2 separate regions of the Mus musculus genome follow, and region 1 is linked to region 2. A link is a loop called in an ENCODE intact Hi-C map of the cell type or tissue named here. Cell type or tissue: heart. All regions are shown on one strand. Links, peaks and the distances in the headings refer to the core of each region. The heading gives the core; the rest is flanking DNA. Region 1 overlaps Hapln1 (hyaluronan and proteoglycan link protein 1). Region 2 overlaps Atp6ap1l (ATPase, H+ transporting, lysosomal accessory protein 1-like).

The links. Hi-C counts contacts between places; a loop is a spot of excess contacts. Peaks named below come from ENCODE experiments on the same cell type or tissue, not always from the same donor. Only the 100,000 strongest peaks of a DNase experiment are listed, where the experiment ranks them.
Region 1: a loop joins it to region 2, with 10 times the contacts of the local background. A loop is called at or near these places in 12 of 42 quality-filtered maps.

The regions. Positions count from the first base shown.
Region 1 is chr13:89,541,468-89,557,145 of GRCm38, forward strand. The region is part of intron 1 of Hapln1 (hyaluronan and proteoglycan link protein 1); the gene reads left to right. Among named protein-coding and RNA genes, the nearest start is that of Hapln1, 8.7 kb to the left of the region's middle. In heart, for the core only: CTCF peaks have their summits at 6,907 (motif pointing right) and 10,220 (motif pointing left); no DNase peak of the experiment used is centred there; H3K27ac peaks cover 271 bases.
Region 2 is chr13:90,879,666-90,895,343 of GRCm38, forward strand. Atp6ap1l (ATPase, H+ transporting, lysosomal accessory protein 1-like) reads right to left here. Exons shown (of 7, transcript NM_001145879.1): 5 at 11,305-11,355; 6 at 6,889-7,129; 7 at 3,784-4,188. The coding sequence ends at 3,886. Among named protein-coding and RNA genes, the nearest start is that of Atp6ap1l, 18 kb to the right of the region's middle. In heart, for the core only: a CTCF peak has its summit at 7,252 (motif pointing left); a DNase peak (open chromatin) is centred at 6,586; H3K4me3 peaks cover 790 bases; H3K27ac peaks cover 4,310 bases.

The DNA.
Region 1 (15,678 bases), core at 3,625-11,624, 1.3 Mb before region 2:
TTGGGTTTTTTGTTAGGAGTTTTTTTTTTTTTTTTTAATTTGTCAATGGACAATATCAATGTCCTAAAAGTATTCCAAACCGTAGCTGTTAAGAACACTTTTTAAAAAGTTGCCCAAAGGACTTATTTGCACGTTGAAGCTACTCATTAATGAAAGCAAACCTGTAGTCCTAGGGTTGGATTAAGTTGTCCTCTTCTGTTGAATATGCCTGTTGTGTCCAAATAATACAGTCTGTTCATTTGAAAATAAGTTGTTTTATTTTCATTTATCACTGGAAAAGTACACAAGGTAGCCAGTACATTTGGGGAGTTTGAGGGTGGAAAATGTTCCTGTAAGTGGTCCAGTATGATGTCATGAAATCAAACATACTGGCTGGCTTCTTAGAACCGAATGGTTATTAAGAAATAAAGTCTGTGAATTAATTTCCTAGTAAATGTAATATTTATTCATTCCAAATGTACTTTCTGGTAACCATTTCTATTTGATTATTTCAGTATGCTAAGTTTTGAGTAATGTTATACACATTTTAATGATATAAAGTAGAACTATTATCTAATGAAAATATATCATCAGGGATTTATTTATTTATTTGAATGAGAGTATTTTCATTTTATTTAATGAAACAGAATGTTTGTCAAAGGACTCTTGACTAGTAAGTTTATGTTTATATATTCATATATGAGTATATGTGAATAGCCTCTTAAGTTATGAAATTAGTTTAGTTCTTTTTTCCTTTGAGTGACTTCTTTAATAAACTCTAAATTGTTTTAAAATAGAAAAAATAAATAAAAAGTAAATTTTCTGAAGGCTAATTGAAGGGTCATGCCAACAATCTTAAAAGACCAGTGGTCCATGGGAGGAACGCACCCAGAGGCCAGTATTCCAAACAGGAGTGCCCGCCCAGTGGGCCCTGGCTTTCTGTGAGAGGGAGAACATGGTGTTCTTATGAAGTGAGCCATTTACTTCCAACAAGGCTCTGTCTCTGAGAGGAATGACTGACACTAATTTAGAAGTGCTGAAGAAACCTTCACGGAGAAGAATCGATTCATTATGTCTCTGGTGGTTTCAGTTCGTTTTCCTTCCTTTGGGAGCAAGAAACACATCCAGTATAAATACATTCAGAGTATACAGAAAAATATCTTATGGTGGATAGGGTTCTGAACAGTCCTCTCTTTTAGACTTTTTGGTGTGGAGTACTGGTATTTCCTAAAGACATTGGACTGTCTTCATCTTCGTAAAGATGAACACAGATCATATTCAGGAGAGGGATCCCTTCAGAAAATACCAGTATTCATTTCCTTTTATCCCAGACATATATTTTTCCAGATTACAGTTTGAAGATTAATGGTATCCCACCAATTAAAATTCCAGTAGCAACCAAGGGCAAATTTGGAAACAATTTTTTTTTTACATCACAACCTTCTGTTGCTTCCAATTAATTTCTAAACTACCTACAGTCATTACTACTAACCACATCACTTAGTCTATGTCATTTAAATTTACTTACTCTGTCATTCAAAAGGTAACAAAATGTTAAAGGAAGTAAGAGACAAAAAAAAAAAAACAACAGAATATGACTATGCTAGAGATTTTAATCAATATTGTCTGAGCAGGATTAGAGGAAACAGCTGATTAAACAAATATTAGATGTAGCGAGGGCACGATGGTATAAATTAATATCACAGCTCTTCATTTACTGTATGAATGGAAGAGTCTGTAAGTTAGGGTGAAGCATGGTCCCTTATCGCCACCTAGTGGACTTATACAGAAGGCTTTCTTACCAGCCTCTATAAATTCACTGGTTTGGGGGTCAATTACATAAAAATTGACTAGTTTGTTTGGTTGATACATTTTACCCTTAACTAAGTGACAGACTGGGGAGTGGATACTAAGAATAGAAATCAAAACAAGGTTAATTTGTATGTAGATTAAAAGTCAAGGTCTGTCTGAGCAGTTTAGTGAATTACCAGTGGAATTCCTAGTGGAAATGTAATTGAGGTTACATTTCAAATCACTTTACTCTCCATTGCTTATTAGCTGTCAGCTCTTTGCCTTATAGAGGAGATAGTTTAATTACACAACTCACATCTAATGTAAAGATATATCATTATACAGTTCAAGGGAAGGTAGAAAGATAATTGTCCTAAATTAGTTTCTCAAATAGAAACAAATTTTTGTATATTTTCTTGTTACTAAGTCTGTCTAGATAGGGAACTGCTGGTCTAAAGGGTAACAGAGACACCAGTGCATTTTACTGAATAATCTTTATGTTTTTAAATAAATTGACAAGAATATCCAATATAGTTTTAGGTATAAGATATATTTTATGAGATTCTCTTAAACACTAATAATTACTATAACAACATTATGAACTAACCAGTACCCCAGAGCTTTTGTCTCTAGCTGCATATGTATCAAAAGATGGCCTAGTCGGCCATCAATGGAAAGAGAAGCCCATTGGTCAGGCAAACTTTATATGCCCCAGTACAGGGGAACGCCAGGGCCAAAAAATGGGAATGGGTGGGTAGGGGAGTGGGGGGGAAGGTGTGGGGGACTTTTGGGATAGCATTGGAAATGTAATTGAGGAAAATACGTAATTAAAAAAAAAAAGAAGAAGAACAAGTTGATCCATCCTTATCGGTCACATGAAATTTTTTCCCAACATCAGTTTTTTATTACATCTTTTCTTTATTTACATTTCAAATTTTATCCCCTTTCCTCATTTCCCCTCCAACCCCCCCCCATATCCCATCCCCATTTCCTCTGTCCACTAACCCACACACTCCTGCTTCCTGCCCTGGCATTTTCCTACACTGGGGCACAGAGCCAAGGGCCTCTCCTCTCATTGATGTCCCACAAGGCTCTCCTCTGCTACATATGTGTCTGGAGCCTTACATATGTTACATATGTGTCTGGAGCCTTGAGTTCCTCCATGTGTACTCTTTCGTTGGTGGTTTAGTTCCTGGGAGATATGGGGATGCTGGTTGGTTCATATTGTTGTTTCTCCTATGGGGCTGCAAACCCCTTCAACTCCTTAGGTCCTTTCTCTAGCTCCTCCATTGGGGACCCTGTGCTCAGTCCATTGGATGGCTGTGAGCATCCACTTCTGTAATTATCAGACACTAGCAGAGCCTCTCAGGAGATAGCTACATCAGGCTTCAGTCAGCAATCACGTGTTGGCATCCACAATAGTGTCTTGGTTTGATGGTTGTATATGGGATGGATCCCCAGGTGGGACAGTCACTGGATGGCCTTTCCTTCAGTCTCTGCTCCACACTTTGTTTCCATATTGCTTCCCTTGAGTATTTTCTTCCCTCTTCTAAGAAGGAGTGAAGCACCCACACTTTTGTCTTCCTTCTTAAGTTTCATGTGGTCTGTGAAATGTATCTTGGCTATTCCGAACTTCTAGGCTAATATCCACTTATCAGTGAGTGCATACCATGTGTGTTCTCTTGTGATTGGGTTACCTCACTCAGGATGATGATTTCTAGATCCATCCATTTGCCAAAGAACTTCATGAATTCATCATTTTTAATTACTGGGTAGTACTCCATTGTGTAAATGTACCACATTTTCTGTATCCATTCCTCTGCTGAATGACATCTGGGTTCTTTCCAGCTTCTGACTATTATAAATAAGGCTGCTATGAATGTAGTGGAGCATGTGTCCTTATTACATGTTAGAGCATCTTCTGGATATATGCCCAGAAGTGGTATAGCTGGATCCTCAGGTAGTACTATGTCCAGTTTTCTGAGGAAGTGCCATACTGATTTCCAAAGTGGTTGTACCAGCTTGCAATCCCACCAGCAATGGAGGAGTGTTCCTTTTTCTCCACATCCTTGCCAGCATCTGCTGTCACCTGAATTTTTCCCCTGTACACATGGGTCACATGAAATTTTAAAACAGAGACTTTGCTTTTGTGAGGTTCATATGATAGAAAAAAAAATCTTCCTCAACAAGTGTGTTTGCATGCAAAAACACGGTTTGACAGAGGCAGTAGGCTATCATTGGAGGTCCATTCTGGGTACTCCTAAGTCAAAACACCTTTTCTCTAAGAATTATTATGAATTATTACTCACATAGGTTCTGTGCAAGATATACAACCTAATGGTAGATGGAAATTAATAAAGATGAGTTGTAAATTCCAATTGAAAAGTATAGTGCCTCATTAGAAAAAAAAATAATCTGATGAATGTGTCCCGTGCTGAGCAGCGAAGATGCACTAGACAAGTTAGTCAGGCCTGCCTTCACGAAATAAGAACCCTCCTGTTCAGGAGTTCCGGGTTTGGGTTTCCTGTTTTTCCTTGTTTGGCCCTGGGACCCACACAGTGACAAAAACTACCCACTCACTAAGTCCTCTTTCATGAATGTCACCAAATTGTAGTCTAAGTTTAACAGCGATGAATGGAGAACCAGGGCCCTCGCTCATGTAAATCGAGATGTCTTTCCTTAGTCTTGCCAGCAATGGGTCATTTTCCATAAGACAAAAATAATATCAATACTTTACATGGCCACCATTCGATAGAGAATAAATCTTCTCTTTACTCTGTGAGTGCTGGGAAGAGACGGTCTGAAAGTCTGCTACCCTGAGTGTAGTAGACGTTCCCTCAGGAATTACAAAGCAGTTACAGTTCTGAAGTCTACTGGTGACTTCAGGGTGCTGGGCAGACACAATCCTATGAGGGAATTTGGAGCAACTCTCTGAAGTGGTGTGATGGGGCTGGAGCTGGCTTGTGTGTTCAAAATTCTGGATGATGTCTTGACGCACTCGAGGGGATCGAGAAGGTGAATTTTGGAATTAAGATTCCTAGCAATGGTTCCCAAAGAAAGCCAAGCTTTTGGTTTTTTGGTTTTGTTTTGGCTTATTTTGGTTTGGTTTTAGGTGTTTTGTTTGTTTGTTTGTTTGCTTTTAATGCCAAATGATACCGCACCTCTTTTAAGATCTGTTCGTTTGCTTGCTTGCTTGTTTGCATGCTTGCTTGCTTTTGTCTCTCTATGACACTGAAAATTAAACTCTGGCTCTTACTCATGCTAGGCAAGCACATTGCTACACTAAGAGGCTCTTTGTAAAACAAAACAAACGGCCATAAAATAAAAATAAATTAGAAAAAGACTGGACTCTGTTCCATCAGGATAACAAAATATTCCCTTCTACCTGCTAGTTCTAAAGTTCCTGGAAACTCCAATTAAATTGAATCATTTCTACAGTCTTATATATATATGTGTATATGAAGTATACATGTATATGAAGACTCAGTCTTCATATTACATACATGACTCTTTCTTGTTCTTGTTTTGAGGGTCACCTCTTTCAAGCATCCATCTTTTCATTCAGAAAACTTTACTGAGTACTAGCTATATCAGGCATTGTAGCAGCATCATATACCATAACTCTGTCTCATACTTTACATGAGGAAAATCCATCATAAAAATAATTAGAATGTTGAAATTGATGGTACTGGGCCTAAAGCATTACAGAATCCTGAAGTATATTTTGAATAATAGAAACAAGCCCAAAAGATCTAGACACCTACTTCTGATAGAGTCAATTTTGAAGCTGTATCTTTAAAAGTTGTTTCCATTTTAATTAGCAGAGGTGATGAGGACTGTGGCACTTGGTAGTGTGGGCACAGTTACATCTCAGAAAATAGTCATGATACCCTGCACCCCAGCAGGCCTGGGTTTCTGACAGTATGTTGTTCAGACTAACAGAAAAAAAGCAAACTTGCATCTGCGCACCCGGGCTGCCTTCTAGTTTACAACTAAAATCAAACTGAGCAAGGAAGATTTAGTGCTTATGGTTTGCACCAGGCATGTCTCATGCTAGGTGCTACACAGTAATTAGTGCAAGGCATTCTCAAATAAGTGGAGAAGGCAGGTGACATATATCATGAATCACAACTGCAACCTACCAAAGAAGTGGGACTTGCCTTCCCCTGTCTCTATGTCTCCTTCATTGCACTTATCCAAACTTTGCAGCCCCTTGTAAACTACCCGAAACTGAGATCAATGCTCTCCGCACTCCCACTCCCCGGGTATCAGTTGTTTATCTAGTTGACTGACTTCTTCGCCACATCTAAGAATGAATGAGTTCTACTCATGCATCTACAGTTCAAGCCCTTTATCTCTTAAAGTAAATGTTTTGCTTTAAGTGAAAGAATTTAAAGCATCTGGAGGCATCTCTTGCTTGCCCTGAAGGGGATAATTTCAGAGTCTTCAATCTCTGAGTTGTCACTGTTCCTTGTGAGAGTTCCCTCAAGGCCTGTTTGTAAGACCTCAAAGAACTCTGCCTCCTGGTGACCACTGGATGCCTTGAGTTGAGCCAGATCAGCTCTTCCAGCAAGTTGAGGCAGAGATGTCTCCACTTCTACCCCCAAGGCATCCAAAACCCTTGGTGCTGGGAATCCCTGCTCACTTTGTCATTACCCTTTCAGTTCTTTACCCTTCAAAGCAGAGCTTTGATTGTGACCCAGTGACAGAGGGAGTACTCAGATATTTGTGTGCTGTAGGTCCAGCTGTAGTGAGTAGAGATGGTAGTAAATATAGTAGATTCAAGGTTTAGTATATAATAAACTCCACAGAGTCAGGAAGCTGGAACATAAGAGATAGAATGCAAAGCAGCCATCATGTTGAAAATTTGGTTCACAGCCAAAAATGATCAGATCTGCCAAGTTTTAGTATTAGGTACAATTGATTTAGAAAATGTGTCACACTGATATATTTGAATGTGAAAATACATTTTCTAAATAAATAAATAAATATCACAGTAAAACTCTGCCTTGCCTTTACAAAATTAGGCTTGATTAACATAAGATATATATTTTATTATGTATCTTGAATTAATTTAAATTCATTTTGAAAAGTTTATGTGTATGATTTTTGCCTGCATGCAGGTCTGCATATTTCTGCAGTGCCTGCAGCAGCCAGAAGATGGCATCAGAGCTTCTGCACTAGAGGTTACAGATTTTTTTTTTTTAATACTTGTTAGAGCATGTCACAGTAGTTTGGCGTTCCTCTAAGACGCTGTTCTGAGCCAGCACTCTTTAGAACCTAGAGGAGCAAACTCACTGACCTTTCTTACCCACCTATCTGGGCCATACAATACCTGACTCTGAGTAGCACCCACTGGAGGGCTCAACAGGGACAATGCCCAACCTTCAGTATCCAGTCCTCTCTTGATCTTCTTTTCCATCACTGCCAAATTCATAAATTCTCCTCAGATTCAAATAATTATTATAGCAGTCAATTCCATTTTTGAATGAATTTTAAAAATAAATGAGCTTAACTTTCAATAAATATCTAAATAATTTCAACAAATCTCTAAATCAAAAAACAACAACAACAAACACAACAGGGAGTGGGGCTGGGGATGGGAATAGAAGGTTGGTGTCAGAGCACTTTCCTGGCAGTTGGGAGGCCCTGGATAAGATCTAACACTACCATCAAAAACAAAAACAATAAAAGAACAAGGAAGATAGCAAACAAATAAAAAACAGTACTGAAAGTAAGGAATCAGTTCAGAGTTCTTTGCCCTAAAAGGTGCAGGAGAGGGTGTAGGAGAGGGTACAGAAGAGGATGCAGTAGAACATGCAGGAGAGGATACAGTAGAGGGTGCAGGAGAGGGTACAGAAGAGGATGCAGTAGAAGATGCAGGAGAGGATACAGTAGAGGGAGCACTACAAGGTACAGTAGAGGGTACAGTGGGGAGTGCAGTAGGGGTGCAGTGGCGGGTTCACTAGAGGGAGCACTGACAGGGTTAGGGAGAGAATTCTAGGAGGATGAGAGCATTCAAGAAAAAATGACCATAGGAGGAGACAATAAAAAATTCTTGGTGAAAATAGTGAGTGGAATTTAGGAAATGCCTCTGGGGACAGGCAAACTGAATCAATATGTATGTCACTGGCAGAAGTCAGGCTGGAAATGGAGATTTTGAACCTTTAGCATTAAACTGCTAATTTTTTTTAAGTCATTTAGAGGAAAGATGGAGAGCACGTTCAGGATGCAAGGGAAAGCTAAATCCCGGGGGGGGGGGGGGGGAACGACTGGTAGAGAGACTTCTGCCATGTAGACTGTGTCATGCTTGTTTGGATTCTGAGGTTTGAACCCACGGCCTCACAAATGTGAGGAAAGCCTCCTGCTGCTCATCCACGACCTGGGCTGCATGTATCCTTTTAGCTTTGGCTTCTCTCTTATCCACTGTAAATGTTCCTCCAGTTGAGGAATTGTTGACATTCCTTCTATGCTCCCCCCAACAGTTACCTAGCAACAGCCAGGTAGGCCTGGCTTGCTATAAAAGGGACTGTTTGGCCTCTCTGACTCTTTCTGACTCTCTGTCCCTTCTCTCCCCTGCCCTCCATTCCCCTTTCTCTCTCCTCTCCCCCCGCCCCCCAGCCCTCCACATTTTCCTGGCCATTCTTTCCCTCCCCATCCCTCCATCTCTCTCTCTCTCTCTCTCTCTCTCTCTCTCTCTCTCTCTCTCTCTCTCTCTCTCACACACACACACACACACACACACACTGTCCTTCTCTGTCCCCTCTCTTTTTCTGCCTCTACTGCCTTAACTCCCCTTCCCATTTTCCGTGTCCCCAAATAACCTCTATTCTATACTAGAGTACTATACACTATATACTATGCTAGTATAGCTTGTACCTCAGGTAGAGGGATACCTCAGCATAGACCGGCTGAGGTACCCCCTCCCACCAAACCATAGCTAGCCCTGTTTTTATAAAAATACACCAGTAACAGCATCGTTCCATCATTCCCTGCATCTCGCAGTCCCCATCAACCCTCTGCACAGACAAGATGCCAGACATTTTTGCTGAATTAAATGAAATTAAAGTGGCATTTCCAAGCCTTGATGCTCTAATGACAGATTGTCATAATGATAACTCTGAATAAGACCTCAAAATGCCTGCATCGTAGCTATTTATTCAATTTCATCCAACTTTAAATATACGTTGTTGCATTCTGTTGTTTAAAAATCAGCAATCCATGTGTGGCACAGATGGTAATTCACCAGAGTATTTGATTTACCATACCCACAGTGTTTACTTTGACGTATGTATAAATTGCCCACAGGACGGAGTGTAGGTCAAGGACACTCAGCAGCCCATTCACTAGTTCCTGGATTCTCAAGACTTCTGTTTTAAGTCAAATTTAGAGTCCATATGCTTAATTTCTCTTGTCTTCTCAACAAATTATATTTCTTTCTAATTCTTCACCCAATGAATTACCAGATATACGACCATGAATAATTGAACAATTTTAATGTAAGCATGTCTGAAAATTGTATGGAACAAAAATATCTTGTGCATCCGAGATTCAAGTTTAACTGAATGTTCTGCTCTCTCCCCCTCCCCTGTGTGTGCGTGTGTGCGTGTGTGTGTGTGCATGTGTGTGTGCATGTGTGTGTGTGTGTGCGTGTGTGTGTGTGTGTGCGTGTGTGCGTGTGTGTGTGTGCATGTGTGCATGTGTATGTGTGTGTGCATGTGTGTGTGTGTGTGTGCATGTGTGTGTGTGTGTGCATGTGTGTGTGTGTGTGCATGTGTGTGTGTGTGCATGTGTGTGTGTGTGCATGTGTGTGTGCATGTGTGTGTGTGTGCGTGTGTGTGTGTGTGTGCATGTGTGTGTGTGTGCATGTGTGTGTGCATGTGTGTGTGCATGTGTGTGTGTATGTGTGTGTGTGTGCATGTGTGTGTGTGTGTGTGTGTGTGTCTATTTCTGTGAATAAAAACATTGTATATGCTAAGCTAATGCTTAGATCACCCACCCTCCAGAACTAAACTTAGTTTTTACTAATGAGAATATTATATTGAAATTAAGTAAACAAACAGGCATGGTAGCCTCTGCTTGTTATCCTTGGTCTTAGGACAGCTAAGGCAGGAAGACCGTGAGTTCGAGGTAAGCCTGGACTACATAACAACACACTTTCTCAAACAAACAAATACTTGATTCAAATAAAATTGTCAAATTGTAACACATTAAGACATAAATTTACAGAAAACATTTAGTGTGTATTAACTAGTGTTCACATTTCCAGTTTTTGCAAGTCAGAAATAATTATGTGACCAGAATGACCATAAGAAGATGATACATTCATAAAAATATAAAAGGTACAAGAAGTATAAACCCAAATGTTCTAACAGGCAGATCTAGAAGAGCATTTGTCCCTTGTTTTTTCTTTTTCGTTTGTTTGTTTTCCTGTTTTGCTGCCACCCTGTGGTTCTTGTAGGAATTGCCCAGTACAACAAATGGTTAATAGCTTGCTTGATCAATACTGCCTCATCTGTGACTAGTAAGTTTCACTTTTCCCCCAAATGCCATGAACTACAGTACCAGGAAAGCACCAAGAACATAACTCAAATACTTTTTGAGTTTTTTTAAGATACTCATTTTATCATTTTAATTTGAATTTATAGAAAATAGATGAATTTATAGAGAATAGATGAATTTATAGAGAATAGATGAATTTATAGAGAATAGATGAATTTGCTTTAATTTTCAGGCTAGCTGACTGTTAACACAGATTTACTTAAGTTTTGTGAACTCAATAATCTCAGAATTGATCTCCTTACTTCATTTTTTTAGCCAGTCCTCATTCATTTCCTAAATCAAGATAGCAACACCTTTGAAACAAAAAGAGATATAAACAAAAAATGTCCCAGAGGGCATTTTATTAATATATAAGTTTAAAATGATCATAGTTTCAGCCACTTAGGCAAGAATATTCAGAGTTCTTAACTACTGGTTCAGAGTGACTGAAGCTGACATTCAGACTTCGAAGACCCTCAGCTCATTCCCTCCTCCCACTTCCTTCCTTCTGCGTTGTTAATCATGCTAACCAGCATTCTTTGCATCCTTAGCCTATTGCCGGCAAAGGGATCTGCCAGACAAATTATTTTTCATCATGGTTTGCCATCCTTTTCCTTAAAACTACGCCAATAAAGTGGTAATTCATACTGAAGAGATTTAAGCTATGTAGCTTCAAGGAATCAGGTTTCCAAATGACGCTGTGATGCAGACTGATCATATTTATTTAAAATATACTTTTCACACATGCACACAGACACACACAGACACACAGACACACGACACAGACACACACAGAGACACACAGACACACACAGAGAGACACACACAGACACACACGCACACACACACTTTTTCTTATGGTCAAACTGCAAATGTCCAAGCCTCTATCTGATTCATGCTGAAAACAGTGTCCACGCAAAGAAGCCCTCACACACCTTCACATCAAAACTAGCACCTGGACTCTACCCTTACATTTTCCCATTAATTATAATAAGACAATTTTGAAGATCCATTTGATCTTAAGAGGATAAGATTGTTGTTTCCTGAGCTGTATAATCTATTTCTTCTAGTCATCTCGGAGAACTTTCTGTTGATTTGACTTCCCTCTCTTGCATCTTCAATGTCTCAGACTTTGCTCATCCCTTCTTATTAGAATTTAATCGTGCTTGAATTTTTGTTTGACAATACAAAAAAAGGAAGGGGGATCTCCCTTCTTCCCACTGCCATTCTTTTGACAGAAAGGCCACTGGAAAGCAGATAACTAGAGAATCTTGGAAATGCTGACACCTGCCCCCACCAAAGCCCCCACCAAGGCGTAGAGCCCCCTGTCTTTTCTACAGTCTATCTACTAATCAAATTCCTTTCCTATAGAGCCAACATTTTGATCATTTCCTGTTGCTGTAACAAAATTAGAGGCTTGAACTTGAAGAGAAAGAAAATGTATTAATTCAAAGCTATCAGGTTGCAAGATTTCAGTACCAGTTTCTGTCCAGATCTGCTAAGGGTCCTTCCAGTGGATGGACCCAAGAGTATATGGGAAAAAAAAAAAAGGACAATCTGGTGAGACTTCAAGAAGCCAGAGAGGGAGTCAGCAGAACAGCTTGCTGTTTTATCCAACAACTGAGTCTCATAAAGAATTAATTCCACAAGACCAGTATTATTCTTTCCTAAGTGTGGCATCCACTGACTTAATTATTTATGGGCTATCTGTTTTCTAATGGACTCTACTCAGACAGTTTGCCCTCACTCTTCACAGTCTTATGTGTGCATCCATTGACTCCCATAAATTACACCCCTTTCACCTATCTAACCATCTCTGCTAGGAAAACTCAGGCATTTCAAACTCATCAAGTCTAAGGGAACTCTTTCACTTTTTTTCCTCAATTTGAAATCCCCAATCTAGCTCCATTAGTAAACAATACTGTTTTATCTCCACTCAGCTGCTAAGGACAAAAGCTTGGGACTCACCCTGGTGGTGCAGTCCCTCAAGCATCTCCCAGTGTGCACGCCTTTTCTGTCACCACCAGCATAAATTTCACCCTACATCTCGCAGCCTTCTGATTGAATTCCTGAAAACCTTATCCATTGGGATCAGTTTCTCCATTCTTGGTTCTAACTCAGTCTCTCATGTCGCAGTAAGAGCAATCTTTATGAAATGTAAGTATGACGATAGTTTCACACATAAATCTCACCAGCATCTTGTAATGAAAATTGGGAACAAATAATTTATCACACATTGAAAGTTCTGAGGGACCTGGCTGTAGGTTTTTGTCCAAGCCTCATCTATAATCACACACTGCCCCAACAGGAATGTTTAAATGATCAAAAGTCAAACTACCAAAGTAGAATACAGAAATAGACCCTTAGAAGGTCTAAATACTGCAGTTATTAGATGAGAGCTTTATGTGATAAATTTAATAAATTAGGTATCAAAATACAAGATTAAAAAACATAAGTAAGATGACTTGAAAAGTCTAAAGCTGAAAAATAAGTAACAACTAAAGTTACAAATTCAGTCCACAGTTTTAGACATATTAAGGCAATGATTAGAAAACTGGAAAAATAAGTCTGAACAAACATAGCTAGATTTGCTTATATGGAGGAAATCATGAAAGATACAATGGACTGTGGGAGGGGTTAAAACATGAAGCATGTAGACATTGGCTTCTCAAAAGGAAAAAAAAATGGTAGATGGGGCAGGAACAGAAATAATTCTATAAGAAATAATAGGTTATGATTTCCCAAATGTCAGAGACAGTAGAACTACAAAATTTAAATAAGATGATCATCAAGTATTAAGAAATCAGCCCTCAGGCATGGAACACCACAACTCCTGACAAATCGGAAACATCATTAAGTTGTCCCATAGTGAGAGACTCCAGAGAAAATGAGTAGCAAATTATTGCTTAGAAAACAAGCTTTTCTTTACACCTTACTAACGGCCCCAAATCAGCGCATTGATGTGACCTTATCCAGGTATGATTTACCTACCAAACCTGCTTTCTCTCAGTCTTCAAGGTGGAAGGATGCCTAGGAGCCTTGCTCAGGAAGATCCTAGACGGAGACACTTATGGTGGCAGCCTGCTTCTGGCTGTCTGCTTCCAGCTGCTGGGTGGTCTTAGCCATAGCCAGGAAAAATTCTAAATGCATCTTCAGACTCTCACATCTGTTTTAAAAGTGCAATCTAAAGTTATTCTAAATCAAAAATAGAAAATAAACATTGAGAAGCTTATTCTCCTTAAGTTTTTATTTATTAGTACTATTTGTATGCCCATAGATGTGTGTCTGTGGTACTTGTGTGTGTGGGGGGAGGGGGGGTGGAGTTCAGGTACCACGGTGTTTATGCACAGGTCAGACAATTCTATGGAGTTTCTTCTCTCTTTCCACACTTTCCAGGGTTTCAGGCTTGCCCAGAAACTCTTTACCTGATCAGCCATCTCCATGGGCAGAGTTTATTTTTGTATAGGATATCTGACAATGGTTCCTTTAAGTCACTGACAGATAAACATTGGGAACTCAGGCAAAAGCAAATTCATCAAAAAGGTTCCGAGAATTCAACTTTCAGAATGCCTTTCTTGTCCCCTGATTCCACACTTGTCCACTGCTTCCCAAGTGGACTCCCTGCCACTCCATCATCCCCAGAACACCGGGCTCCTGCTGAGAGCTTTTCCTCCAGGCACCCTAGCTGGCATCCAGCTGGAGTGAGTCCCATTTTTATTGGTATTTTATGTCCACTAAATTATTTCAAGCTGTTTTATTCATCTTGTGCTGCAGTCCCCAATGGAAATGCCCTTCTTCATTGATTTATAAAATTCTGATTATGAGGTTGTTTCTTGTCTTATGTCCTTTGGGAGTGCTACACTGAAAGAAGAATAAGATTAGGACAGAAATCAAAGATATTCTGTTTTTCTTCTTTTTTTTATTGTGTGTGTGTGTGTGTGTGTGTGTGTGTGTGTGTGCGTGTGTATTGTGTTATTTGTGTGCACATGTAATCAATCACACTCCATCTTTTGATTTGTTGACACAGTTTCCTACTGAGCCTGAAACTAATAGATATGGCTAGCTCTACAGGCCCATAGCTCCAAGGATACACCTACAGAGAGTGCACCCCTCCCACCCAGTGCTGGGGTTGCAGGCATGTGCTCACATACCACAGATTTGTGTGAGCTCTGGGGAAGCAAATTCAAATTCTCATATTTATATGGCAGGCACTTACCAACTGAGGCATCTCCCTAACCCTGTATACAGTGTACCCATGGTCAGTTCAAAATCATTACAGGACCTTTGACTCCATTCTTTGACATTGGATTTTTTTTTAATCTATATTCTTTAAGTTCTCCAAACTGCAGATATTCTAAGTACGTCTTTTTTATTGATCTTAAACACAGTTCTGTGATCAGTCAGTACATTTTGCATGCTTGAAATATTTTACATTACTCCTTTTTTATGGCCTAGAACATATTGGAAAGATTATGTATTTTGTCAATGTATTCGAGAATGCTCTGTACAAATTAATTATGCAAAGTGACTTGCAGTGCTCACATTTTCTACATATTCACTAATTTTTCTCTGTGTGAATAATCACTTATTGATCAGGAAACAGCTTAAGCCCTACTTACAGTGTTCTGCGTCATGAACTTCTATTGCTAGGACAGCATGCTGTACTGCTGTCCAAGGAACCTATCTCCTTATCATAAGTAAATACCCACTCTCATAGTTTTCCTTCTGAAATCTACTGTTTAATTTTAATGTAATCCCCCTAGCTTCCTGAAAACTGCGGTTAATGTGATACATACTTTCCATCCATTTACCTGTTATTTATTTGTGCCTTTTTAATTTTATATGGGCATATTTCTGAGCCTTTCCTTCAAATTCAATGTGACAGTCTCTGCACTTTTACTAGCAATTTTGGACAATTTACATTTAATGTATGCATTGATAGGGCTGTTTGTGAATCCTCTCTGCTGCTATTCTTTGTGTTCCTTCCTCATTTACCCAGATAACTCCAGTCTTCCTTTGAAATAATCTTAGCACCACTTAAATGTTACATTTCTTTTTATGTATTTTCATATTATTATTGCATATTGTGACTGGTAACATTTGGACTTAGAGCATACAACTCACAGTTAGTTGGCTTCCAGACAATATAATGCTTCTTCATGTACACTGATTGCTTAGCCTGGGTGCGTGTGTCATTGTGAGATTTAGTTTTAAATGCATTATAAATACAGCAATGCCTAGATAATTTGTGGGTATGCATCAATTATTATTTTAAAGATTTGTACAGGATTATAGAATACTTCACACACATAGTTACTATATTTAGTTTCCTCATAACTTCTGTTAGTCCAGGTTGCATTAGTACTA
Region 2 (15,678 bases), core at 3,714-11,713:
TCTATTGGATGGAACACATGGCCCCCCAATGGAGGAGCTAAAGAAAGTACCCAAGGAGCTGAAGGGATCTGCAACCCTATAGGAGGAACAGCAATATGAACTAACCAGTACCCCCGAGCTCATGTCTCTAGCTGCATATGTAGCAGAAGATGGCCTAATCGGAGGAGAGGCCCTTGGTCTCCTGTAGTTTTTAATAGTCTTTATCTGTTCTCTATGTTAAGGTTTGATTATTTATCTTCTGATCTAATCTAGTTGGAGTTTTGCACCAAATAGTCTACATGTTTCTTGTGCCTTTAGGACATAGGGATAATTTCCATAAGGAAATTTTCTTCTATGATTTTGTTGACTATATTTTCTGTGCCTTTTTTGACTTTTGTGTCTTCTCCTTCCTCCATTCTTATTATTCTTAGATTTTGTCTTTACATAATGTCCCAGATTTCCTGAATATTTTTTATCCATAGTTATTTGTGGGGGTTGTTGTTTTGGTTTTTGTTTCATTGGATTTATGTAGCAGGAATGGTGAGGCCTCCTCCAGGTAAACACTGAGGGCCCACACAGCTGCAAAAGCATCTCCTGCAGGAGGACCTAATTGAGGACTGCCTGAGAGAGCTAGGATTGCTGGTGCAGGCAATGCCATCCAATCAGGAACTGCTGTTTAGAAGAGATGCTTTCTTGGGACCAATGGGGAAGGGGAGGAGGTTACTAAAGGACTCTGCAGCAGTGTTCAGAGAGCATTTCTCACCTGCTCTCAGTCTGTGCCATTGACTCTGCTCTACCTCACCTCCAACTCCCAAAAGCAGGCTGGTAGGGTCAGGCGGAGAGTAGTCTAGGGCACAGGCAACAGATTTTTTTTCTTTCTTTTTTTTAGATTTAAAATTATCTCTGACTAAGGTACTCATTTATCTATCTTTTTTTCAATACCTGAAATTCTCTCTTTAATTTCTTGTATTCTGTTAGTAAGGCTTGCCTCTGAAGTCCCTGTTTGAGTTCCTGAATTTTCATTTCCAGATCTCCTTCAGTTTGGGTTTTCTTTATTGATTCTATTTCTGCTTTCAGATCTTGAACTGTTTTGTTTATTTCCTTCCACTGTTGTGTTTTCATAGATTTCTTTAAAGGGTTTATTCTTTTTCATTTAAGGACCTCTATCATGTTTAGTAACTATTTCAAGGTCCTTGCTTGTGCTACATTTATGTTGCATTTCTCAGCGTCTACTGTGGTAGAATTGCTGGACTCTACTGGTGACTTGTTATCCTGCCTATTATTGATTGTGTTTTTCACTAGTGTCTATGCATCTGGGTTTGGAATGATTGTAATTCTAGGTGCTGGTATCTGGACTTATCTTTTTTGAGTGGGTAGGATTATTTTCTCTTGGTTTGTTGTCCTTTTTGATATTTAGAAAGGTATAGTGGCTGTGTGTTGTCTGGTGCATAATTCTTTTGGGACCCTGATAGGTGTGGTCACTGTAGGAAGGGGTTTCCCAATAAAATGTGTTTCAAGGTATTGAGAGCTGACACTTAGGAAGGGGAATGGGCTAGAGTCAGAGGCAGGGATGCTGTTGAAGTTCACAGGAGAGAAAAAAAAAAGATTGTTCCACCAGGATCTGTTGGGAAACGGGGCAGAGAGTGAAGAGAGATTGCAATAGCTAGTCTGCGACAGAGCTGGGGATGGCACTAGGGAATTGGATTTGGAGGAGAGGAGGGAGAGGGAAGATTTGAAGCCCATCTATCTGCTTCTCTGGCAAGCTTGGCTGCTGAGCTCCCAGAGAAAAGTTGCTAGAGTTGGAGGCTGGGGTGATGGGATGAGTCGGGGGAAGAACAATTGGAGGAGAAGAGATGGGGGCCTAAAGGCCGTACCAGGTGGTCGGCTACAGAGCTAGGAGTGAGACTAGGGCATTGGACTTGGAGCAAAGGAGGGAGAGGTGATGATATGCAGGCAGTCTACCTGCCTCTCTCTTAATTTAAAATCTCTAGCTCACCTTTTCCTGCATATAGAGTAAGTTTGCCAATACGTAGGGTGATGGTACACCCCAGTTTCCCTGGCACTGTTCATGTCATCTATCATGGAACTTTAATGACATTTCTTTTCACTCTCAAAAGCATCCTAATTAGAGCAGTAATCTGCCTAGTTTTCATATACTTATAACCTATTTAAAAGCTTTCATATCACCAGTGAATAATCAAGGCCACAACAGTGAAAATCCAGCTGTCACTGCTGAACTGTTTGGTCTGAGTTCCCCATTTTTACTATTAACAGAAATTCTGTTGGTTTCAAGCAATCTAGAGCAGAGATAGATCATCTTGGGTTTCCTTTTTTTTTTTTTTTCCTAAGCGTCTCTTTTCTGCAGTCCTCTCTGTTGAATCAGTTACATGAACAGGGAATCTTAGCTCCAGACTACCAAGTCTACTCCAAATATCCAAACAAAAGGAGCTTCATATGAAGTATTTTCATCTTTCACACTTTGACAAGGTTAGGACCCCAACTTTCACTCAGCAAGTAATGACACAGCCAAAAGAAATGCTCAGCTGACTGTTGCATCAGAAATGTCAGGGCTCATTACCCACTGCTTGTTACCTAAGGTGGACAACAGTCCTGTCACCAGAGCCTCCTGTAGTCCTTTCCTTTGTGTGCATTCTGAGTTTGGTGGAAGAGTGTTCTTAGTAAGCCTCAGTCATGCCCAGACTCAGGAGAGGGAGATACAATGCCCTTCTTAACCTTGCCAGCTCTGTCACAAGGAAAGTTCACTGCAGCTTTGGAGAGATGGAGAATGAGCCAATCTTCAGATCTTCTAAGACCTGAAAAGGAGGATCCATGAGGAAGAATGTGGTAGTAAGAACACATGTGGTGGCTCCAGAATTTCTACTAAGAAAGGGGTTAGGACACACTCTAGCTGGATGGGAATTAGAGGGCTTGTCCCACAAGGTGGGTTGTACAGCATGCACACTCTTCATCAGAGGTTCACATGATAGTCTACAAAAGTCTGCCACACACAAGTGAGGCCAACCTGGGCCCACAGCCAGATGGCAAGAACATGACTATCACCCCTACCACACAGCATGGGCTGTGCTACTTCTGAATGACAAAGGCCTTGTCCTGAAAGCTTTCCAGAGAGAGCACTCGGAAAGAGAGAAATAGAAAACTACTTTTTAAGATGATGTTCAACATAATTTCTGGGGGAAAAGTGTAAATTGTGTTCCAAAGACTTAAAGATCTGAACTTTTCCCGTCAACTTTCTCTCCCCTTCTCTGGTTCTTATGTCAAGGTTTCTATGATGAGGAGGGAAATGTTTATTTGCTTTATGACTATAAATCAGTATCAGTGTTCATCCCTGAAAAAAGTCAGGGCAGCAACTCAGACAGAACCAGAGTCTACAGGCAGGAGTTGACACAGAGGCCATGGAAGGGTGCTGCCTGTTGGCTTGCTCCTCATGACTTGCTCAGCCTACATTCTTATAGAACCCGGGATCACCAACCCAGGATGCACCACACCACTCACCATGGGCTGGGTTCTCCTCATCAATCACCAATTATAAAAATGTTCTACATTCTTGCCTACAGCTCAGTTGAGGTTCCCTCCTCTTAATGACTATAGCTTGGGTCAAGCTGACATAAAACTAGCCAGGACATTCCCTTTCTTCATCTTTTTCTTCACTATGTCCAGGCACTTTTGGGGAACAGTGGTACTTACCTCTGTGGGATCCCTTGAGATACTTTTTCACTGCCCTAGACCTACCTAGCAAAGTCAACAAATGCTAAAAAACCAACTCGTTGCCAAGATTTTTCCTTTTCTCTTTTTTTAATCAAACAATTCACAAGTCAGACATCACAAAAGAGAACAGAGTCTTTCGGAGATGGCTTGGCCTCGGTGAGGGGACAGAAACTCGTGCTGTTAAATGTAGATTTTGCAGATCTGTTGGTTCCTTAGCTCATAGCATTCGGCTCCCTGGCTGCCCAGAAGTTCCTTCTCCTCTCCTGTGTCCAACGCTCTCAGAGACGGGAAGTGGTCAGGAGAGGTGATAAACTCATAATGACGGTCCAGATAGCGCAGGTAGATGAGCATATGCAACGCATAGGCCAGCACCAGCAACAGAATCAGAGACATGGCCAGACCGATCAGAATAGCCGGTGAGAAGGAAGAGCTGCAGTCTCGGGCCTGAGCAAACTGTGCCCCCTTGATGGAGAAGCCTTGGATCTGTGCACACAAAGAAAAGAAGAAACCCATGCATTCCCTCCAAGTGTCAATTCACATTGTGTTAGTGGTTCTGGGACCCAATTCACCAAATTTTACATGCTGTGGTTAGTTTTCATTACCAACTTTCCATAACTGGAACCACCTAAGAAGAGAATGTCAGAGAAGGACTATATCAGATTCTCTGTGGGCATGTCTAGGGGCAAGGGAACATCTTGATTATGCAAATATAATGTGTGAAGATCGAGCCCACTGCAGGTGGCACCATCCCTAGGCTCACATCCCAGACTGTATAAACACCAAGTAAGTGAGCTGAGGTCTAGGTATGCATGCAGCTATGCTCTCGACTATGGATGTAGCTGTTTGCTTCAAGTTTGTGCTGCCTTGACTTACTGTACTGATGGGCTGGAACCTAGAATTGTGAGTCAAATAAAGTGTTTCTCCCTTAAATAATCTTTACATCAGGATACTGTAGCAAGAAAATGAGAAAAGGAGCTAGGACACATTTCACACCCTATTGTAGGATAGTTGGAGTACGTAATCTGATAAATATGATTCTGCTTACTCAGACAATGAAGTTTTGTCTGTTTTGAGAGCTCACAGTATAGCACAGGCTGGCCTCAAACTCACTGTCTTTCCCCTGCTTCAGATCCATGTGTGCTGGAATCATAGACAGGAGCCATCATCCCTGGCTGGAAACTTGATTTGCAAAGAAAACTGACCAACCATTCTGGGATGGATCAGCTGTGACAACTAAAACTGAAACGAAACTTCTTTTAATCTGATTTTTAGAACTATTTGAATTCATATAAAATAGCATGTCTGCTATGTCTCTAACTCCAAGGAAGCTCTGGGTTTGGTAAGTATGGTGTGTGATGTCATTGACAGGGAGTGGTTGGAAAGCATCTCTCAGGGAGGACATGAGTCCTGGCGTGGTAAAAACCCAAACTGAGGCACACACTGAAGGCTTTTTATATACCAGATACTGCTGACCCAACAGAGTCTTCATAGCAGCCCATGGGCAAGTGACTATTTTACTGTAGCTTAAAGAAGAGCCTGGGGCTCGGGAAAGTTCTGTAACTCACCTGGAGTCACACAGCAGAAAGCGTGTGGTAATAAAATTTACACATGAAAAACCTGGTTTCATACACATGTGGCTTCATACGACTCCACAGCTTTTGGTATTGTCTATCTCTTTCCTTGTCACTACCATAGAAGGCTGTATGTGGGTCATATGCAAATACCATGCCATTGTATATAAGGGGCTTGAGAATTCGTGGCTTTGGTAACCATGGAAGGAATTAGGGTCTGCAACCACTCTCTTGGGCCTACCAAGGGACAAATGTTTATTCTACAAGAAATGCCAGCAAACCTGCAGAGTGGACAGCACTCTCCTGCGGACATTCCTCTCCCCTGGCCTGAGCTTGCATCCATGCTTCTGTTTACATTCTTGGTGCTTCCACAAAGCTAGCATGCCATTCACTGTGAGGAAGGCAGTTTCACGCGTGCAGGTTACACAATCCTGAGGAGGGATGTGCGTCTTACAGCAAGTTCTCTGGGGCCTCGGGGGGGGGGGGGCCCTGTGAATACGTACTGGGGTGCTCCTCCCTTCTGCTGCTGCTCCAAAGCCTCAAAGCCTTGCTCAGCCAGCACAGAAGTCAAATCCTGTGAGTCTGCGAACCAGTCGTCCCTGGTGGCTGCAAAGTCCTCCTCTGACCTCTCTTCCTTTCCTTCATTCGAAACCCCCATCCCTGGTCTTTGAGCAAGTGTTTGTTTTATTATTTCGGCTACAAAATGTACATAACATAAAATGGGCCGTCTTAACCACTAGCACATGCTGGTATAAGTGCCACTGTCATTCCATGCCTGGAATGGTCCTGAGTATTGCACACATACGAAGTCACCTACTTTCTACATGGATGAAGACAGGACATATATGGACAAGGTGAAGTAACCTAGCCATGTGGTAGAGGAGCGATTTTAAACTCCTATCTGCCTGACTCCAAAATGCGTGTTATTCCCATCTTCCCTTGGCCTTTCATCAACGCTATGCCTCCTCCAAGCTGAGAGAAATAGACATGAATCTATACACCCATGTAAATAAAGAACAAGCGGGAACATGCATGCCCTTATAAGGGATGTGCAATGCCATGCATGCTGCTTCAGTGAGTAAGACAGGCCGCAGGTAAACAAGATTAGAGGGACTTGAGAGAATGTCTCTCAGCTGGGACGCTGACTGCAAAGGCGCCTGTCATGCTCACATGTGTTTCTCCCAGGTTTTCAAGCTCTCTGGGCTATTTTTGATGGCTGACGATTCCATTCCCAGGCTAACTGTCAACACTGTCTTTCCCACTTCAGATGTACTTCTAATCTGCCCTGATAAGATCGCTGTTTACTCCCAGAAGGGCTCTCCTCACAGAGCTCTGGGCCCAGGAAATGTCAGTCACCGGGCTTCAGCCACAGCTGCACTAGGGTTTAGATAAGTACCTGGGAAGTGGGTAAACAGGAAAGTAAACGCGAGCCCTGGAGGGCTCAGGCAGAAGAAACTCTCCACCCTGCTCCATCTCACACCTCAGAAGATCCAGAATAAACCAACACTACCTTAAAGGTACTGCACGGACACTCTTCCTTAAGCGTCCTGTTTTGGGTTACTTCAACTGAGTTTCTTTGGCACCAAGTAAAGAGTGCGTTTTAGTTTATTACCTGGAAATCAATAAACGTGACCTCCCACAGGCTTGTCACATCATCTGAGCTGCTAAGCAACAGTAGGGCATCATTCCGCCGCAGGCTGCTGACCCGTTGGCAGCGGTAGGAGTAAGTTGACAGAGCATATATACCGGTTGCGTTAAAAGTTGCTTGCACCGAATTGTTGAAGATTATCTCGACGCGGTGTAAACTAAACCAACTCTGGCTGGCCAGCTTGTTGTAATTGGTTAGGGTGAACCTGAAAAGGATCGAACATTAAGTGTTAGCTGGAGCGTTTTTTTTTTTTTTTTTTTTTTTTTTTTAACTGTCTCAAGCCGGGCGTCATCCGTGAACAGTACAATGGCGCCCTCTTTTGTCAGGCTGTGGAATTGGGAAGAGGCTTTTCCGGAGCCAAACCAGAGCCAGGTTGGTAAGAAGGCACATGATTGGGAACAAGAAAAAGAATAATACAAAAATCCTCCAGGGACGAAGTGGGAGGGCGCTTTTTTATTTTCTTTTCTAAGAATCAAATTGTATGTATATTATTGCATGTTATGTTCATTATCAAATTTAATTAAAACTTAGGTGTATATTAACACAGAATTAGTCATAAAATAATAGCAATAGGTTTCTTACATTATCCCAGTGTCATATATGAGGAATTGAGTCTAGGGGGACAAAACCACTTGCCTAGTTTCTCTCCTATGTTGTGTTTAAACTGCCTGTCAGATTCAACCTGAGACCATCACCCTCACCACTAACGATTAACGTGGAACATTCTCTAGTCATGAAAAAGTATAGTGTATTCATGATAATTTTATTTTAAAAGATGAGACATTACATAGAAAATTTCAAGACTGACAGACTTAGAACATTGGTAGTAATTGGAAATACTGGTTGAATTATCAATTATTTTCTTGTTCTTATAGCTCAATATTTCTGATCTTTCTGTTCTCGTGGATTCTCCTTATTCTATTTGTGTTCATGGAGAGTCCTGGGAGCTGAGGTAGAAAGAACACTTCTGAACAATCTAATTCTAGGTAGAGGCTAGGGTGTTGATACTCTCCATGACACGGATGGGATGCAGTCAGCCCAGTCTGTTAGGGTGAGGGGTCTGGGCTCACTAGAGATTCACCATGACCAAAAATATACTTTGATAACCAGAGTCTTTTCATTTAAGGACTGACACCCAGGGTGGGGCCAGGACTGCACCTGAGAGCCATCCCAAGATGCAGCCCCTAGTCATGTCAGGCCAAGGCTTACAAAGTCAAAACCCACCAGACTACATGCATCTGTCTGTGTAGGCAGGCTCTAATTTTAAAATATATGTCTTACAGTTGCCCTAGTCATCTTTTTCAGCAGAGTAAGCAAGTTTGATTATGAAAGCGGGAAGAGCAGCTAGTTTTATGGCCCACCGTCTTTCTAGAACAGCAAATTTTACAAGCTCAGTCAATTTAGGAATAGTCTTCAATGTCTGGAGAAAGGGGAGGGGACTGCTAGGGTACAGCTTGTGCAAGTTACAAGGGACTTATGTGCTAGAAGCATTTTTTTTTTTTTTTTGCTTTTTGGTCTTCTAAGCATAGTAAGTATAAACTTTACAGTTGGGGTTTCTAACGCTATGATAAGAAACACCATGAATCAACTTGGGGAGGTAACTTCCCGGATAACCACACAGCACTGAGGTAAATCAAGGCAGGAACTCTAGCAAGTTGGGAACCTGGTGACAGGAACTGATGCAGAGGCCGTGGAAGTATGCTGTTTACTAGCTTGCTCCCCATGGCTTGCTCAGCCTGCTTCCTTGTAGAACCCAGGACCACCAGCCCAGTGATGGCTGGGCCCTCCCACATCAATCACTAAGGAGCCTTGCCCACAGACCACCCTTAAGGAGAGTGCCTTTTCTCATTTGTGGTTCCCTCTGCTCAATTATGTCTAGCTTTGTGTCATGTTAACAAAAAAACAACCATAGCACAGCCCTCTTTGGTCAGAAAGGCTTTTAAGGAGAGAGGATAGGCAGATGAAAGTTGGGCAAGGGACTCAAATGGTAAGACATAGAGGGATTATGGATATAAATGTCACATACCTTTATCCTACCTGAAGAGGAGGAGGAGAAGGAAAAGGAGGGGAGGAGGGGGGAGAAGAAGAGGGAGAGGAAGAGAGGGAGGAGGATGGGGAGGAGGAGCAGGGGAAAAGGGGAAAGAAGAGGAGGGAAAGGAGGGGGAAGAGGAGGAGTAAATGAGGGGGAAGAGGGGGCAGAAGGGGAGGGGGAAGAGGAAGAGGGGAGGAGGGAGAGATGGAAAAAGAGGAGGAGGGGGAGCAGAGGAGGGAAAAGAGGAGAATTTACAAGGGTATTTTCTAGTTGGGGAACAGTGCCATTACAAATCAAAGGTGCTTCATGTTTCTAAATCAAATGCGCACATCTGTTCGGTTACTGTCTTAGTCAGGGTTTCTATTCCTGAACAAACATCATGACCAAGAAACAAGTTGGGGAGGAAAGGGTTTATTCAGCTTACACTTCCATACTGCTATTCATCACCAAAGGAAGTCAGGACTGGAACTCAAGCAGGTCAGGAAGCAGGAGCTGATGCAGAGGCCATGGAGGGATGTTCCTTACTGGCTTGCTTCCCCTGGCTTGCTCAGCCTGCTCTCTTATAGAACCCAAGACTGCCAGCCTAGGGATGGTGGGTCCCAGCTGTGATAACTCCAGCTGTGTCAAGTTGACACAAAACTAGCCAGTACAGTTACCTAGTGGATTCTGTTTCCTCATGAAGATTCTTTGAAGGGCTGAGCATGTAGCTTAATGTTAGAGTGCTTATCTAGCAAGCACAAGGCCTCAGGTTAATTACCAACAATCAGGAGAATATTTCTCTGAAGGATGGTAGTGTGCATGTTCTAGTTTATGCTCTGTGAAGCACTAGCATCCTATGGTATGGGGGCAGTTGTCCTGAGGGACAAAGCTGTTCGTGGTCAAACCCAGATACACTGAATTAGTTATAAGAAGGCAGTTTTCCTTAAAAACTTATCTTTTGGGGTGTTTGAATAAATAGTTATGCTGTGAGTTTTTGAGAGAAAGGTGGGGTGTGTAGTCACTCTCAAACAAGCCTGAATACAGAAACTTTTATTGGAGACTCATAAGTATTTCTACATGGCCAATGCGTACCACAGAACAGAGCTCCGGAGAGGAGAGAGTGCCTGCCTTAGCATCCCCTGATGAACACACATGTGCTCATCTCATTAAAAAGTTCATCCTGTAAGAAGGGAAGTCCTGGTCTGTGTGCGCATGTGCATGTGTGCGCATTCGTGTGAGACCTGAAAACAACCTCAGGTACTGTTCATCGGGAGCTGCCCACCTCTTTTCATTTTTATTTTTTTATTATTTTTTAAGACAGAGCTCTCATTGTCCTATATGGCCAGTGACACCCACAGGCCTACCTGTCCCCACTTTCCCAGTACTGGGGTTATAAGCAACCGCCATACCCAGCTATTTTTAACAAAGGTTTAACATGGGAACTCAGGTCCTTCTGCCTACATTGAGTGCACTGGGGGGGGGGGGGGGCGGCGGAAATTATGCCCTCAAATGTCTTGATCACCAACTGCTGGAAAATACAGATTTTTTTTTATTCAAAAAAAATATTGAAACAGGGTCTTACTGTGTAGCATTGGTTTGTCTGTAATTCATTGTTTACCAGGCTGGCCTCAAGCTGACAATATCTGCCTGCGTGCTAGGATTAGAGGGACGTGCTACCCAGCACATGATGAACAGTTTTTGCTTTTGAGTTTGTTGCTTACTGGCTACCAAGATAAACCACTATCTGTAGATGCAGCTTTCATAAACAGTGAAAAACGGAGGCCTTTACTGACTGTCTTACTGGGGCATTCGGACAGCAAAGATCTCTTCATGGTAGTCCAATAGTGCGAGTCTCATAAGAAGCTACAATGAATCACCTTAAAACAGAGCCTGAAGCCTACTGGGCCCTTCTGCATTACTCTTTGTTCTGGGGAAAGGACCAGATTCCCAGGTTCATGTCCTCTTAAACCCCTCACTGGAGAACATGAGGAGTACAAGTGTTTAGGTGGTAGTTTAAAAAGAAATCAATAGTGATGGTGATGATGGAGGTGGTGGTGGTGATGGTGGTGATGTGATAATGGTGATGATGGTGATGATGGCGATGATGGTGATGATGATAATAAAAACTTTCCTACAGACTCCCTTTCCTGCTGATTTCTGAGAGCCCTGAGACACGTTTGGACTTTGTGTGTAGTAAGCATTCCTACAGGATCTCATCAGACACGGCCACTGACCTCTCAGTGTGCTTAGACATGGAATCTAATGTGTTCCAGGATGAGCACAGGCCTGGCCCTTGACACTCACAGGAGAGTGAGTAAATTAAACAGAGAATACTATATCTGGCATGCTAAAACTATAATGCTACCTACCGTATGTCAATATCCTTGGGATCTTCATCATCACCAAACTTTAAAGACAACCTAAGAAAATGGAAACAATAGCGTTCATCAAAACAGGAATGGCTCAGAGGGCAAGATGGCTCAGCTGGTGGGATCACCTGCCTCCAAGCCCGATGACCTGTGATCTGGTGGAAGGAGGAAACTGACTCCTGGAAGTTCTCCTCTTACCTCCACACAGGCACTATGTCATGAGCACACACACACACCTACATGTGAGTAGGCACAAGAGCACACCTGTACACACACACACACACACACATACACAGAGAAAGAGAGACAGAGACAGAGAGACAGAGAGATATCAAATAAATAACTGTAATCAAAACTTTATTATTAGGAATAATTGACTCCTCACAGACACTCAAAAAAAAAAAAAAAAAAACTTCAGAACAGGTCATGGAACTCAATGTGACACCTAAAACCAAAATTTATATCAGAAACCTAGAATATGTATACAGCCTTGGATAGGTAATGCAGGAGCCATAAAACATGATGATAAACTGGATTTTTATTACAATAAATAAGTTTTACTTCTCAAATGAACCCATTAAGAAAATAAAAAGATAAAAAACAAGTAAAATATACAAAAGTGAAGAAAAGAGAAAAAGAAAGAAATCAAACCAGAGCTCTGACTGGTGGTGCATGCGTGTGACACCAGCACTGAGAGCCAAAGGACAGAGTCACAAATCAAGGCTCAAAAGTACCTGTCACCGCCCCCAACACCAGGGGTCTCATGCCTCTGGTCTCTGAGGGCATTTACTCTTGTGTACACAAAGAGAGAGAGAGAGACAGAGACAGAGATAGACAGAGACAGAGAATCAAAAATAATAAAATTTAAAATATGCTCAGCATCATTAGGCATTAGTTAACCATAAAATAAAAACAAATTCACACACCATAGAACAGCAAACAGAATGATTACAGTGTCTTACAAAGGTAGCTCACAACTTTGGGACCCATATTTGTGCACATGTTTCTGAAAGTAAATACTAGCTTCCCTGAGTCAAAAACAGATTAACCTTTCCCTCGGGAGCCACAGCATCAGGTCTCTTGGCGCAGTCCACCCCCTGGGTAGCATGATGACAGTCAGACCTCATTTCACCCTTACTGGGATCTGGGGTTTGTAGTGGAAGTCAGGAGTCCAGAGTTCATGTGGAGAGTTGGTGGCTTTTTCCTCTCCTCCTGAATATGACAGAAAAGTGTCTGGTCCCTTAGTGTTGGCAGATTCTCCTTGGGAAGAGAGAGAGACGACCCTGGGCTGCTATCCAGGAGGTAAGTGGAAGAATTTTAATCAACCTCTGGACAGAAGCAGCTGGCTTGCCATGAAGGACATGAATGGCTGTGCATCTAGATCGTGTCTCATAAATGTCTCCAGCAGGAGGATGTGTCCCTTTGGCTCTCCAGCTCTTTGTGGTGCAGACACATTGCCCTAAGGATGTAACTGTCTTACCCACTCCAAAGCTTATCCTTTAGCCCAAGGCCTGTGAATTTTTTTCAGAAAGTATTAACCACAGAAAAACTTTCAGAAGGACTTTCTTCTCAGTTTCACACTGATGAAGACACGAAGCAAGTGGGAAAGGCAGAATGGGTTGGTGGTGCTCGCCCACTCAGAAAGTAGAGGTGAAAGGATCAGGTGTTCAAGGCCAGCCTCAACTACAGAGCAAATCTGAAGCCAACTTTAAATATAAGAGACCCTGTCTCAAAATCAGGGGCTCTCTTTTTTTAAAGTTTGGAGCCAGGCACGATGTTGCACTTCTATAATACCATCACTGGGGAAACTGAGGCAGCAGTATTGCCATGAGCTAAGGCCATATGTAGTACATTCAAAGCTAGCCTTGCTACAGTGTGTTGTTGGGCATTGGACTATACAAAGACAGTCTGGTCTCCAGTCCAGCTGAGATGTTGAACCCCGGGGACCGGTGGTGATAATTCACCTACATGGCACGATAGGTGTTCCCTCATGCTCCTGGAACTCTGGTTCCTGTAGAAGTTACCCCCCCCCAAGCCCCCATAAGAGAAGCATGGCTAGTAGTCACATAGGCAATGTCCCAAGCTTCTGACCTTCAAGCTAAACTCCTCCCCAGTTACCTAGCAACAGAAAAGATAGCAGCATACTTTAAAAGGGGCTGTTTGGCTCTCCTCGCTCTCTCACTCCTCTCTCCTCTTTGTCTTCTCCTCTCCTCTCTCTTCCTCTCTCTCCCTCTTATTCTCTAGCCTTTCTTCTTCTTCTTCTTCTTCTTCTTCTTCTTCTTCTTCTTCTTCTTCTTCTTCTTCTTCTTCTTCTTCTTCTTCTTCTTCTTCTTCTTCTTTCTCTCTCTCTCTCTCTCTCTCTCTCCTTTCCTCCTTCTTTCCTCTTGGCCATGCTGGCCTCTCTCTTTTCTATCTTCTCTCTTTCCCCCTGCCTTTCTATAATAAAGCTCTAAAACCATAGACAGTCTCTGTTCATCTGCACTTACTTTCGCCTGTGTGGAAACTTCTCTCCCTCAGCCCTCTCTCCCATAACTCCGGGGCACAGGGTGTTGCCCTGGGCCAGAGACTGCCCCTTGTCCACCCCCTGTCGAGTGGGTCAGAGGCTTAGATGCCCACCTGGGACCAAGTGGAAAGCGTCTGGCAGCCCTCCCGCCTGCTCAGAGCATAGGAGGAACTCTGGATGGGCACTGGCTATCCTCCCTCTCCCCCCTTCCCTATCCCTTATAGTCCCCAAAGTGTATGACCCAAAAGTTTTTTAAATTAAAATTTAGCAGTTTCATAGACTGTTAATTATGCCTATATGATATGGTTTGGCCTTTCTACTCCTACATGGAAAAATAATGACAAAAAATACATTCTGCCACAATGACTTGTGCAAGAATGTTCATAACTATCTTAAAAGTTACATAAATGAGAGCAGCAAAGTTCTATCATCAATGGGTCAACAGATAATTAAGTTGCCATATAGCCATACATTGGAATATTACTTGGCAATGAAAAAGAGCATTGCACTGATCATAGAAGATTGCCTAAGTCATTATATTAAGTGAAAGAAGCCACACTTTAAAAAAAGAGCATACTATATGACTATACTTAAATAAACAGTGGTTCCCTCAGGAGGTGGGAGTGACCCAGATGATAGATTACAATGGGTAACAAGCATATTTGAGGCATGATGAAAGTGTTTATGGTCTTGGTTGTGGTGATGATATTACATGTGTACCTCTATATATGGCAAGTGATTGCATGATACACTTGAATATATACAAGTTATTATTCTTCACTATATTTCTGTAAGGTTAGAAATATAAAAATGATGAGCAAGTGGTTATAATGGGAAAATATGAGAAATTTACATGTACAAAGAAGGCTGCCACTATATCAATAAAATATCTAAGATGTAAAATAAAAATCAGAACACCTTAGTGTGCCTTCAGAAACCAAAGAGCAAAATCAAATAGCATGGGGAGCGGAAGTCAGCGCCCTGTGACGTCAGCAGCTTGACCTGCTTCCAAGGAACGGAAACATCATTGGCCTCACTGAACCCTACCGTAAACTGCTTACGTGGAAGGCGTGTGGTGACCACAAGGCAAATCATATAACTGAGATTGATAACGTATGCCGGGTGTGGACAAAAATCTCTGTAGCTCTTCCAAGGGACCACACTGGCTTGGTCACTCACAGGCTTGTTCTGCACCAATGAGCTAAGCCTCAGAGCGAAGCCACTCCAAGTCATCCAGACGCAACCCGCCAGGGGCTTCTGCCCCGTGGGCTTGGTTCCCACTGAAACTCAAAACCACGCTTTGGAGCAAAGAGCCTACGGCCCGATCTCAACCTAGCTAATTCACCATTTGGTTAGTGAGGATGCTGCAGGTATCGGGTGCCATACCACTAACTAAGAACACAAAAATGGATAATACAACCCAGAGCAAGAGTAGAAAAAAAGATTTCACGCCGTGCCCAGTTCTTACACATTTAAAACAGATTCTGAATTCTTTGCACTATAAATGTCCAGCCTCAAAATACACACAGATGCAGGCATTGTATTCTATTTGCAGGGTTTTCACTATTTAAAAAGACCTCCACAGCAAATCTGTCTGCCAAATTGCCTCTCCCTGAACGCTTTGTTTCCAAAAGCAAAAATATGGTCATATTTTTTTCAGTCTGGGCTTCTGACCTCACATGGTTATGCCTTCACTTGAGTTTCTCTGTTCTTTTGGCAACTCCTCCTCTGGTTCTCTCAGACACAAAGGCATGGCAAAGGCAGCCATTATTTTACAGAACTCAGAGGAATCACCATCCAGAGGTCTTACCAGCTGGAACAGAAACCCCTCACATCCTGGGAAGAAGACCCTGGCCTACTCTCTGGGTGTG